Linked DNA regions of Homo sapiens: region 1 is linked to region 2. The links are chromatin loops, found by intact Hi-C in ENCODE. Cell type or tissue: chondrocyte. All regions are shown on one strand. Each heading gives the region's core, and the rest is flanking DNA. Links, peaks and the distances in the headings are about the cores only.

Region 1 (5,373 bases), core at 255-5,254, 460 kb before region 2:
GACTCAGGCCCATGTCCCGAGCCCTTTCTTATCCGAGCCACCCATGGACCTGTCTGGTGTGGGTGAGGGTGGTGTTTGGGGCTGGGGGTGGGCAGAGATCTGGGTCTGGGCTTTCATGGCTGGAGCCAGGACCTCCCTCACTCATCCCTTTCCTGGGTCCCAGGAGCAAACCCTGTTTGGCTCCTTCTTTCCCCACATTTGACTCTGGCACCACTGTTGACCTGGCTCTGGGGTCAGACTACTGGACTTGAACCCAGGGTTCCTGCTGCTGGCCCCCACACCTGGGCCTTCTGTGGGTGGCATGGGCAAATGAGCCTGCGGTAGGGGCAGCTCTGGAGATGTCAATCCCAGAGAGAAGAGGACACAGGGGACCTGCCATGAGCTGGTGAGCTCACCCAAACTCCCACGGTAGGGAAAAATGTCCCCAGTGATAAGGGCCTGGTTTTCAGAGCCTGATGCCCCAGGCTCTGCAACTTACTCTCTGGGTGGGGATACTGAGCTCGGGGATGTTAGACAAATCAGAAGCTCAGCTGGAGGGGGTGACTGGAAGCCTGTGGACCTCATAGTGTCCCAGTTCATGCCACCGTTGCCACCACTCCACAGTGAACAGGTTGGGTGGTCATGAGGATTGAATGAGGAGCCCAGCACAGCCCCTAGGCTGAGCAAATGCTTAGCAAGGGTCAGCTGGTGTTGTGGAGACTGCGATGCCACAAGCCATGTAGCTCTGGCCTTTCTGCCTCGGGGGGACCCCTCCTCGCTATCCCTCTGTCCCCGCCCCACACTCTGTCCCTTGGATTGCTGCCTCTGCTTTGCACTTGGCTTTCAGTCTTCCGCCTCTGCCCACTGCCTGAGGGATCTCCCCAGGGCGGGTCCTGGCCCCGACCACTTTCCCTGGTGTTCTTCTCTGTGGCCACTGACAGTGCAGCGAAGAGGGGCCGCCTCTGCCTCCCAGGCACTCTCTGAGCAAGCCTCCCCTTTGGTTCCTGCCTCTAGGCCTTTGCTTCTGCTCCCTCTGCCCGTTATGCCCTCTCTGCCCTTGTCAAGGGCACTCTCCAAGCTCCTCTCCTCTCTGCTTTCCAGGAGGGACGGGAGGCCCCACTGTGCTCCTCAGCCCGTGTGCCCCTCGGCCTGGCAGGGCATGGTCATTGTGTTCTCAAGCCTCACAGCCTCTGGACCTCTTGCTCAAGGGCAGGGCTGGGCCCAAATGCCTCTGAGTCTCTGGCTTTGCTTGGCCCAGAGGAGGAGGCAGAGACAACTGCAGAGGTGGGCTGAGTCTGAACCACCTCCTGGCTTGCCCCATGCTGTGCCCATTTTTCAGAAAAGGAAACTGAGGCCCTGAGTGTTGAAGTGTGGTGTCCAAGGGTACACAGGCAGCATAGGACCGGAAGACCTGGGCCAGGCCCGGCATCACATAGTCCCACTTTTCTTTTTTCTTTTTTTTTAGATGGAGTCTTGTTCTTGTCACCTGGGCTGGAGTGCGATGGCACGATCTCGGCTCACTTCAACCTCTGCCTCCCGGGTTCAAGCGATTCTCCTCTCTCAGCCTCCTGAGTAGCTGGGACTACAGGCATGCACAACCATGCCCAGCTAATTTTTGTATTTTTAGTAGATACGGGGTTTCACCATGTTGGTCGGGCTGGTCTCAAACTCCTGATCTCAGACGATCCACCCATCTCGGCCTCCCAAAGTGCTGGGATTACAGGCATGAGCCACCAAGCCCAGCCACATGTTCCCACTTTTTGTTGCTACCCAGGAAGTCAGAGAGGTGGCAGCCAGGGAAGGATCAGAGAAGGCCTTGAGGCAGGGCTGGGCATGGCCAGGACCCTGGACAGCTCAGAAGAGCCCATCTGCCCGTAGCAGTGCTGGGATGGTAGCTGAGATGTGCTGGGGGCCTCAGCAGGGTTTGAAGGAGTTGGTCTGGCACCAGGTGGGGGGCAGGGGAGCTGGGTGGAGGGAAGAGCGGGTGTCTTAGAGTCTGAAGATGGGCCTTGTTATCTCAACTTTATACCAGCTGGGCAGGTCTCGAAACCTCTTGGAGCCTCGGTTTTTTCATCTATAAAATGGGATTTCTAGTCTCCCTTCACAGGGAGGGCTGCCCCTCACTGAGGTCCCAACCAGGCTGTTGTGAGAAATAAACCAGCTAGAAGCCATCTGGAGAAGTTCTCTCAAACAGCAAAGGGCTCAGAGGCAGCATGTGAGGGGCCAAGAGCCATAGGTACCGTGAGCTCAGGCCACCCACAGGGGAGGCTTGGAAGTGGTGACTGGAGGACCAGGAGTGGCACCAGGAGCAGCCCCCACCTCGGGAGCATATCCTCCTGGCTCCTGCAGACTGCACAGGAGCCCGGCCCTGCCTGGGCTTGGCCTCCATCCAGCTCCTGCCTGGCTTTCTGGGTGATGGCCTGGAGTTACATGGCAGGGAATGCTGCAGAGTGGGGTGGGCGTCTCATGTGGCCAGTGGTCCAATTGGAACTCTAGCTGGGGGCAGGAGGAGGGAGCTCCTGGGGTCTTTCCATAGCTTGTCATTTCATCTATGAGCAAGCTCAGGAGTGAGCCTTCCCATCCCCTTTCTCCTCGAGCTGAGGAAACTGAGGCTCAGAGAAACATGAGAATGTCCCAAGGTCCCAAGCAAGTTAGTAACAGAACTGGGTTTTAGAATCCAGATCCCCAGACCTGGTATCTAGAACTGTGACAGTGTGAGCTGCCACTGCTTGCTGAATGTTTACTGTGCACCTTGCACTCTGCATGTGCACGGCCCTTGAGGTAGGGATTATTGCATCAGCTTTACAGAAGAGACTGAGGTTCAGACTCATGAGCTGTTAAATGGCAAAAGCAGAATTTGGTTAGGGCATGGTTTAAGAGTAGGTATAGTCATTGCAGGCTGTACCTGAGCCTGCTGGAGGTGAGCAGGGCCCAGGGTCCCTGATAAGGTGTGGCTTTTCCACCTTGGGCTCTAGGCCTAGAGGAAGGCCCAGGATGAGGACCATGCCAGATAGCTGGACTAAAATTGACCCTGCCCTGGGCTGTGTCAGGATCCACACAGACCTGGCTGGCAGGTAGAGACCTTGTTGGGGTCTAATAGGGCCGAGGTGGGGATATGAAACTAGGGCTCCATCCTTCAAGACCCAGCTTGCGTCACCTCCTCTTGGGAGCCTCTCCCAAGCCCCAGCCCATGATGACTTTCATGTCCTCTGAACTCCTCTGCCCTTCTCTGCCAGAGTGATTCCTGGGGCCTAAAACAGTGCATGTGGATATTTGCTGATTAATAACATTTCTGGCATGCTGGCTGTGAGCCAGTCACCATGAAGGACCCGAGGAAGGCATGAAAGCTTAGGTCACTCTGTCAGCGAAGCCACCCAGGCCTCCAGCTCATCCCAGCCCTTGCCCTGCAGGGACCCCACACACCCCACACCCCTCCTTGAATGCCCCACACTCACCATCCTTCGTGACATCCTGATGATCGCGGGAAAGTAGGAGACAAAAAATTCCCATAAATAAAGTAGACTCCCCCAACCCCCACCCAAAATCTTATCATCAGGGTTGAAATTTTGCTGTATTTACTTCCTGACTTCTTTCTCCTCTTTCCCTCTATTTTTTCATTTTTCAAAACACAGATTCGGGCACACTCTGGTGTAACCTGCTTCGCTCGTTCGCGGGATGGGTGGTGAGCATGGAGCCCATTTTCCCATGTGGCATTTCAGCAACAGGACTTGGCTATTTGAAACTCCCCAGACATAGCAGGATTTAAAAAACGGATCCCCTCTGGCTGGGCATTTAGGTTGCTTTCACTTCTGGGCTGCTATAAACAGCCTGCAGTTACTGCCTCAGGACGCCTTTCTGGAAGGTGAGTTTCTTGGCCAGGGGATATCGCACATGCACTTTGGAGCCTCTGAGCCTTTGCACAGGCTGGTCCCTTTGCCTGGCTGCCCCTCTCCCATTTATCCCTAGATTCTTCTGCAGCACACACACTGCCTCCTCTGAAGTGTCCTGGCTGCATGTGCTGCTCTCCTTGCCCTGGGCTGCCCTCTTCTCCCTGGTGTCATGAGTATCTGCTGACCTTCTGCTTCTCCCATGACAGAGTGCCTTCCTTCTCTTCCTTCTCTGCCTTGGCCTCCAGCACGTAGTAGGCGCCTAGGAAATGTTTTCCAGCAGAACGAGCCATCTCCTGGCTGGTTTAGCAGTGTGGGATTGTGTGGTGTTTCTATTAGTCTCCATGAACAAGTGCCACTGTGTTATTAAATTTTTCCAAAAGCAGAATGTGTGCTGTGTTTGCCAGAATGGTTGCTCTTTTAGGAGTGGGTCTATCCTGCCCATCCCACACTCCTCATTCCCTCATCTTTTAGGGACCATTCCCTGGGCACCTACAGAGTGCCAGGCCCTGTGGGATGCAGCACTAGGCGCTGGGGAGGCTGACCTCTGGGATGCAGCCTGGCCCAGGGGAGGCATGAGGGCTACATAAGACAGTGTGGGTCAAGCTGAGAGCTCTGCGCCTGGGACTGGGTGGTGCAGGTAGCACCAGGTCCCTCTGGTGGAGAGCTCATGCTTGGCTTCAAAGCAAGTGCCGAGTGCCAGGAATATGGTAGATGCTCAATAAATGTGTACCCTGGGAAGGTAAGAGATGATGCTCTGGGACTTGAGGGTAGTTCTGGTAGGACTGGAGGTGGTGGGGAAGCTGGCCTTGGAGGACAAGTGTCACAGGAACCTCTGCTCTCGACCCAGGGACCAGGAAGGCACATTTGTCACTGTCCTTTGTGATCTCCAGAGGCCACAGCCAAGCTGTGGCTTTGTCCCAGGCAGGCGGCAGGTGGGGTCTGCTGAGACACTGAGTCCAAGCCGCCTTCCCAGGCAGGCATGACAGTTTTCTCCTTCACCTCCCTCGAAGTCACGGTGCTCAGGAAGCCTGTAGCCTAGGAGGAGAAAGAGGCTCCCGGGTTGAGTTTGGGATTCCCTGAGAGAGAATTGGGGTCTAAAGACAAGGAAGCAGGAGGGGGTGACTGCCTCAGGACTCCTCGGCCAGCCCTTGCCCCCCATCTCTGGCCTGAGGGCCCCAGGCCTCCATCCTCTCCCTCCATAGCCCAGCCTCTCCCCCTCTACCTCTGTCTTTAGAGGTGCCAGAACAAGCTGTAAAAAGATAAACGTGACCAAGTCACAGCCCTGCTTAAAAACCCTCTATGGCTCCCACTGCCCCTGATAAAGTCTATCCAAGGCTCTTCCCGATCTGGCTTCTGTTCCCTCACTCCCAGCCTTGCCACCTCATCTTCCCTCCCTTGCTTTTCCTTTGTCTCTAGCCCCAATGAACTCACATGCCAAGGCCTTTGCATGCCGCATTCCCTCGGCCTGGATGTCTTTTCCAGGCCTTCTCTCCTGGCATACACT
Region 2 (5,373 bases), core at 224-5,223:
ATCATGATGTCTGCCACTTACTTTCAAATGGTTTTACAAAAATAAAACCACAATTATAACCCTAATGCAAGCACATGTATGTATACACATTGAGAGCGAGAAAGAAAATGTGGGAAAAGCCACAATTGGTGAATGTAGGTGATGATATATGTTCATTATGTAGTCATTTTCTATTTTGCTATAATGAATTACCACAAACTCAGCTCTGTAAGTCAGAAGTCTGATGCTGGTACCACTAGACCAAAAGGAAGGTGTCAGCAGGGCTAGCATTCCTTTCTGGAGGATCCAGGGGAGAACCTATTTCCTTGCTTTCTTTAGCTTCTAGAAGCCACCCACATTCTCTAGCTCATGGTCTCTTTCCATCTTCAAAATGGCAGACACAGTCTTTCTCACATCGTATCACTCTTTTTGTTTACTTGTTTATTTGAGACAAAGTTTCACTCTTGTTGCCCAGGCTGGAGTACAGTGGCACGATCTCGGATCACTGCAACCTCCGCCTCCCAGGTTCAAGCAATTCTCCTGCCTCAGCCTCCTGAGTAGCTGGGATTATAGGCATGCACTACCACGCCCGACTAATTTTGTATTTTTATTAGAGACAGGGTTTCTCCATGTTGGTGCAGCTGGTCTTGAACTCCCGACCTCAGTTGATCCACCTGCCTCGAACTCCCGAAGTGCTGGGATTACAGGCATGACCCACTGCGCTTGGCCATATCGCTCTTACATTGACTCTTCTTCTGTCTCCGTCCTCCACTTTTAAGGACCCTTGTGATTACATTGTACCCACCCAATAATCCAAGATAATCTCCCTATTTTAAGATCAGCTGATCAGCAACCTTAATTTCATCTACAACCTTAGTTTGACTTTGACATATAATATAACATATTCACAGGCTCCCAGGACTGGAATGTGGACATCTTTGGAGGACTGTTATTCTGCCTACCGCAATTGCAGTAAACTTTTCTATACATTTAACTTTTTTTCAGAATAGAAACCTAAAGAAAAACCTTTATTAACAGAAAATCCCTAGGAATTTGCAAAAAGGCTGCTAGAACTAATAAGTGAGTTTAGCAAGGTCATAGGATACAAGGCCAACAAATAAAAACAATCCTATTTATACATACTAGCAACCAACAATTGGGAATTGCAGTTTCAAAAATACCATTTTTAATAGCATTGAAAACTATTAAATACTTATAATATATGTAGGAAAATATGCACAAGATTTGTGTAGCAAAACCTACAAAACATGAGTGAGAGAAATGTTTTAAAACTTAAAGAAATGGAGAATTATACCCTGTTAATGGATTCAGCATTGTTAAGGTGCCCATTCTGCCCATTCTCACTTTTTTTTGTTTGTTTGTTTGAGACAGAGTCTCACTCTGTCGCCCAGGCTGGAGTGCAGTGGCGCGATCTTGGCTCACTGCAACCTCTGCCTCCTGGGTTCAAGCAATTCTCCTGCCTCAGCCTGCTGACTAGCTGGGATTACAGGCATGCATCACCATGCCCGGCTCATTTTTTTGTATTGTTTTTAGTAGAGACAGGGTTTCACCATGCTGGCCAGGCTAGTCTCAAACTCCTGACCTCGTGATCTGCCTGCCTCAGCCTCCCAAAGTGCTGGGATTACAAGCGTGAGCCACCGTGCCTGGCCTCCTCACATTTATCTATAGAGTCAGTGCAATTCCAGGTAAAATCCCACTGGACTCTGCTGTTGAAATTGACAAGCTGACTCTAAAATTTATATAGAAAAATAGGCCAGGCGCGGTGGCTCACGCCTGTAATCCCAGCACTTTGGGAGGCCAAGGCGGGCGGATCATGAGATCAGGAGATCGAGACCATCCTGGCTAAGACGGTGAAACCCCGTCTCTACTAAAAATACAAAAAATTAGCCGGGCACGGTGGCGGGTGCCTGTAGTCCCAGCTACTGGGGAGGCTGAGACAAGAGAATGGCGTGAACCCGGGAGGTGGAGATTGCAGTGAGCCGAGATTGTGCCACTGCACTCCAGCCTGGGCGACAGAGCGAGACTCCATCTCAAAATAAATAAATAAATAAATAAATAAATAAGAAGAAAAAGAACCTAGAATGGGCAAAATAATTTTTAAAAAGAATAGCAAAGTTTGAGGGCTCACACTACCTGATTTAAAGACTTATTATAAAGCTACTTACCTTAACACTGTAAATCAAAACAATATGTAACTGACATAAGCATAAACATGTAAATAAATGGAACAGAATAGAAAGCTCAAAAATATACCCAAACATCTATGACCAATTGTTTTTTGACAAGATATCCTTAAAGAGCAGAAAGCAGTAACTTCTCATGAGCCGAAAATGTCCATCAAGGCCTGAGCCTTTGAATAGAGAAAACCTCACCGCTGCATAAGAAGGGGCATAAGAAGGGGCTGGATAGCACTTTGTCCTGAAGAGGCTCTTCTTCAGTAAGCTTAATCTAGCAGATCTCCAAATCTCAGCCCTCTGATACCCATTCCCAAGGCTGCTGAGACAGCAGGGAAGGCAGGTCGCTGTCCGCGGTGCTGAACGCACAGCTTCCCCTTTATCCCCCTGCCCTTCCATCCTGGCACGCTGGGTGACCACAACTCCCGACGCCCCTGATTTTCCTTTGTTATGTTCTGTCTTGGGGCATCTTTTCCTATTTCTATGTGCTATCTTCTTCTTAATAGGAGAAAAGGCATACAAATTTAATGTGCATACACGGGAGCCTTCAGAATGAAGGCCCAGCTTCCCCATGAGTTACAGAATCTTACATACCATTTTGAGGTTACAGAAAGAACAGGAGCTTAGATTCTAGTAAAACAGATTATAAGAGGGGAAAAGAAGCTGGACTAGCAAAGATGTCCTTGTTATGTGGATGAAGCCTCCCTTGGAGAGAATAGATGGTAAAGGGTGTGAGAGTCCCAATCGCTCTTGGGTCTGGGGAAAGAATAGAAAGGTGGGGGAGGGGAAGGGCCTGGCAGCATGCATGAGATTCTCTACAGATGCAAATTTCCCCACTTAAGGCAGCTTTGCAAGGCCACTTCTGTCAAGATGACCAAGTGGCAGCCATTTCAAAATATGTCAAAGAAATATATTTTGATGTGAAATATTTTAATTTCCTTCAATTCCCCGCTTTGAAACTTCAAACAAGTTTCACATATCAAAAGCCAAGCCAGGATGGCTGCAGTGGCTCACACCTGTAATCACAGCACTTTGGGAGGCTGAGGTGGGAGGCTCACTTGAGCCCAGGAGTTCGAGACCAGCTTGGGCAACACAGCAAAACCCCATCTTTTTCAAAATAGAAAAAATTGACCAGATGTGGTGGCACACACATGCCCAGCTACTCAGGAGGCTGAGACAGGAGGATTGCTTGAGCCTGGGAGGTCAAAGCTGCAGTGAGCCAAGATCATGCCCCCTGCACTCCAGCCTGGGTGACAGAAAACAAACAAACAAACAAACAAACAAAAAACCCAAGCTGATGGCTTTGGAGAAATTTGGGTTAGAGGTTGTTAGATTGAGATAGAGAAAAGGGGAGAAAAGACAAATTGGATAAATAGGTGCAAATTGAAATGTATCATCCCATATTGTCAGAGGCATTCAAACCAGCGTGACTCCTTTTTGAACAGAGGCTGGGTAAAATAATGCTGAGACCTACTGGGCTGCATTCCCAGGGGGCTAGGCATTCTTAGTCACAGAATGAGATAGTAGGTCAGAACAAGGTACGGGTCACAAAGACCTTGCTGATGAAACAGGATGCAGTAAAGAATCTGGCCCTTGAGGCTGGGCGTGGTGGCTCATGCCTGTAATCCTAGCACTTTGGGAGACCAAGGCGGGTGGATCACTTGAGGTCAGGAATTTGAGACCAGCCTGGCCAACATAATGAAACCCCAACTCTACTAAAAATACAAAAACTTAGCCGGGTGTTGTGGCACACGCCTGTAATCCCAGCTACATGGGAGGCTGAGGCACCAGAATAGCTTGAACCTGGGAGGCAGAGGTTGTAGTGAGCCAAGAGCATGCCACTGCACTCCAGCCTGGGCAACAGAGTGAGATTCATCTCAATTTAAAAAAATAAAAAATAAAAAAGGCCGGGCGCAGTGGCTCTTGCCTGTAATCCCAGGACTTTGGGTGGCCAAGGAGGATAGATTGTCTGAGGTCAGGAGTTTGAGACCAGTCTGACCAACATGGCGAAACCCCGTCTCTACTAAAAATACAAAACTTAGCCAGATGTAGTGTGTGCCTGTAATCCCATGATTATATATATATATATATATATATATATATATATATATATATATATATATATATGATGGGAAGCAGTGGTCGGGCATGCCTCATTATATCCTACCCCCTTTTGGAATCACAGATAGAAAATATTCTTTTTTTAACGTTTCTAGTAGCTTTATTCATAACAGCAAAAACTGGAAACAAAGTATTGATATATTCATTCACTGAGCGAATGGTTAAACAAACTATGGTACATCCATACTATGGAATACTATTCAGCGGTAAAAAAGGAATGAACGATTGATAAATGCAACAACCTGGATGAATCTCCAGAGAATCATGCTGAATGTAAAAAGATAAGCCCCAAAGATTACATACTATATTATTCCATTTATATAGTATTCTTGAAATAACAAAATTACAAAAATGGAGAATAGACAAGTGTTTGTTATGGGTTAAGGAGAGGGTGGGAGCAGAAGGGAAATGAGTGTGCCTATGAAAGGAAAACATAAGGGACCCTTCCATGTGAATTGATCTATCAATGCCAGTATCTTGGTTGTGATACTGGACTATAGTTTTTTTAAATGTTTTATTTCCATAGGTAACTGGGGAACAGGTGGTGTTTGGTTACACGAGTAAGTTCTTTAGTGGTGATTTGTGAGATTTTGGTGCACCCATCACCTGAGCAGTGTACACTGCACCCAATTTGTAGTCTTTTATCCCTCACCCCCTTAGAACCCTTTCCCCCTGAGTCCCCAAAGTCCATTGTGTCATTCTTATGCCTTTGCATCCTCATAGCTTAGCTCTCATTTATGAGTGAGAACATATAATATTTGGTTTTCCATTTCTGAGTTACTTCACTTAGAATATAGCCTCCAATCGGCGGAGCTTTCAGTGAGCCGAGATTGCGCCACTGCCCTCCAGCCTGGGTGACAGAGCGAGACTCTGTCTCAAAAAAAAAAAACAAAAGAATATAGCCTCCAATCTTACCCAGATTGCTGCAAGTACTGCAAATACCGTCAATTCATTTCTTTTTTATGGCTGATGGCTGAGTAGCATTCCATCATATATATACACCACAGTTTCTTTATCCACTCATTGATTGATGGACATTTGGGTTGGTTCCACATTTTTGCAATTGAGAACTGTGCTG

What was found. A loop is a pair of places that touch in the nucleus more often than their neighbours do. Peaks named below come from ENCODE experiments on the same cell type or tissue, not always from the same donor. Only the 100,000 strongest peaks of a DNase experiment are listed, where the experiment ranks them.
Region 1: it touches region 2 in a loop (4-fold over the local background); 2 of 110 quality-filtered maps call a loop at or near these places.

Annotation. Positions count from the first base shown.
Region 1 is chr22:43,405,475-43,410,847 of GRCh38, forward strand. It overlaps LINC01639 (long intergenic non-protein coding RNA 1639), which reads left to right. Exons shown (of 4, transcript NR_146918.1): 4 at 3,612-4,207. Among named protein-coding and RNA genes, the nearest start is that of MPPED1, 3.9 kb to the right of the region's middle. In chondrocyte, for the core only: no CTCF peak of the experiment used is centred there; a DNase peak (open chromatin) is centred at 2,327.
Region 2 is chr22:43,865,498-43,870,870 of GRCh38, forward strand. No RefSeq gene overlaps it. Among named protein-coding and RNA genes, the nearest start is that of SULT4A1, 5.7 kb to the left of the region's middle. RefSeq lists a silencer at 2,352-2,646. In chondrocyte, for the core only: no CTCF peak of the experiment used is centred there; a DNase peak (open chromatin) is centred at 2,544.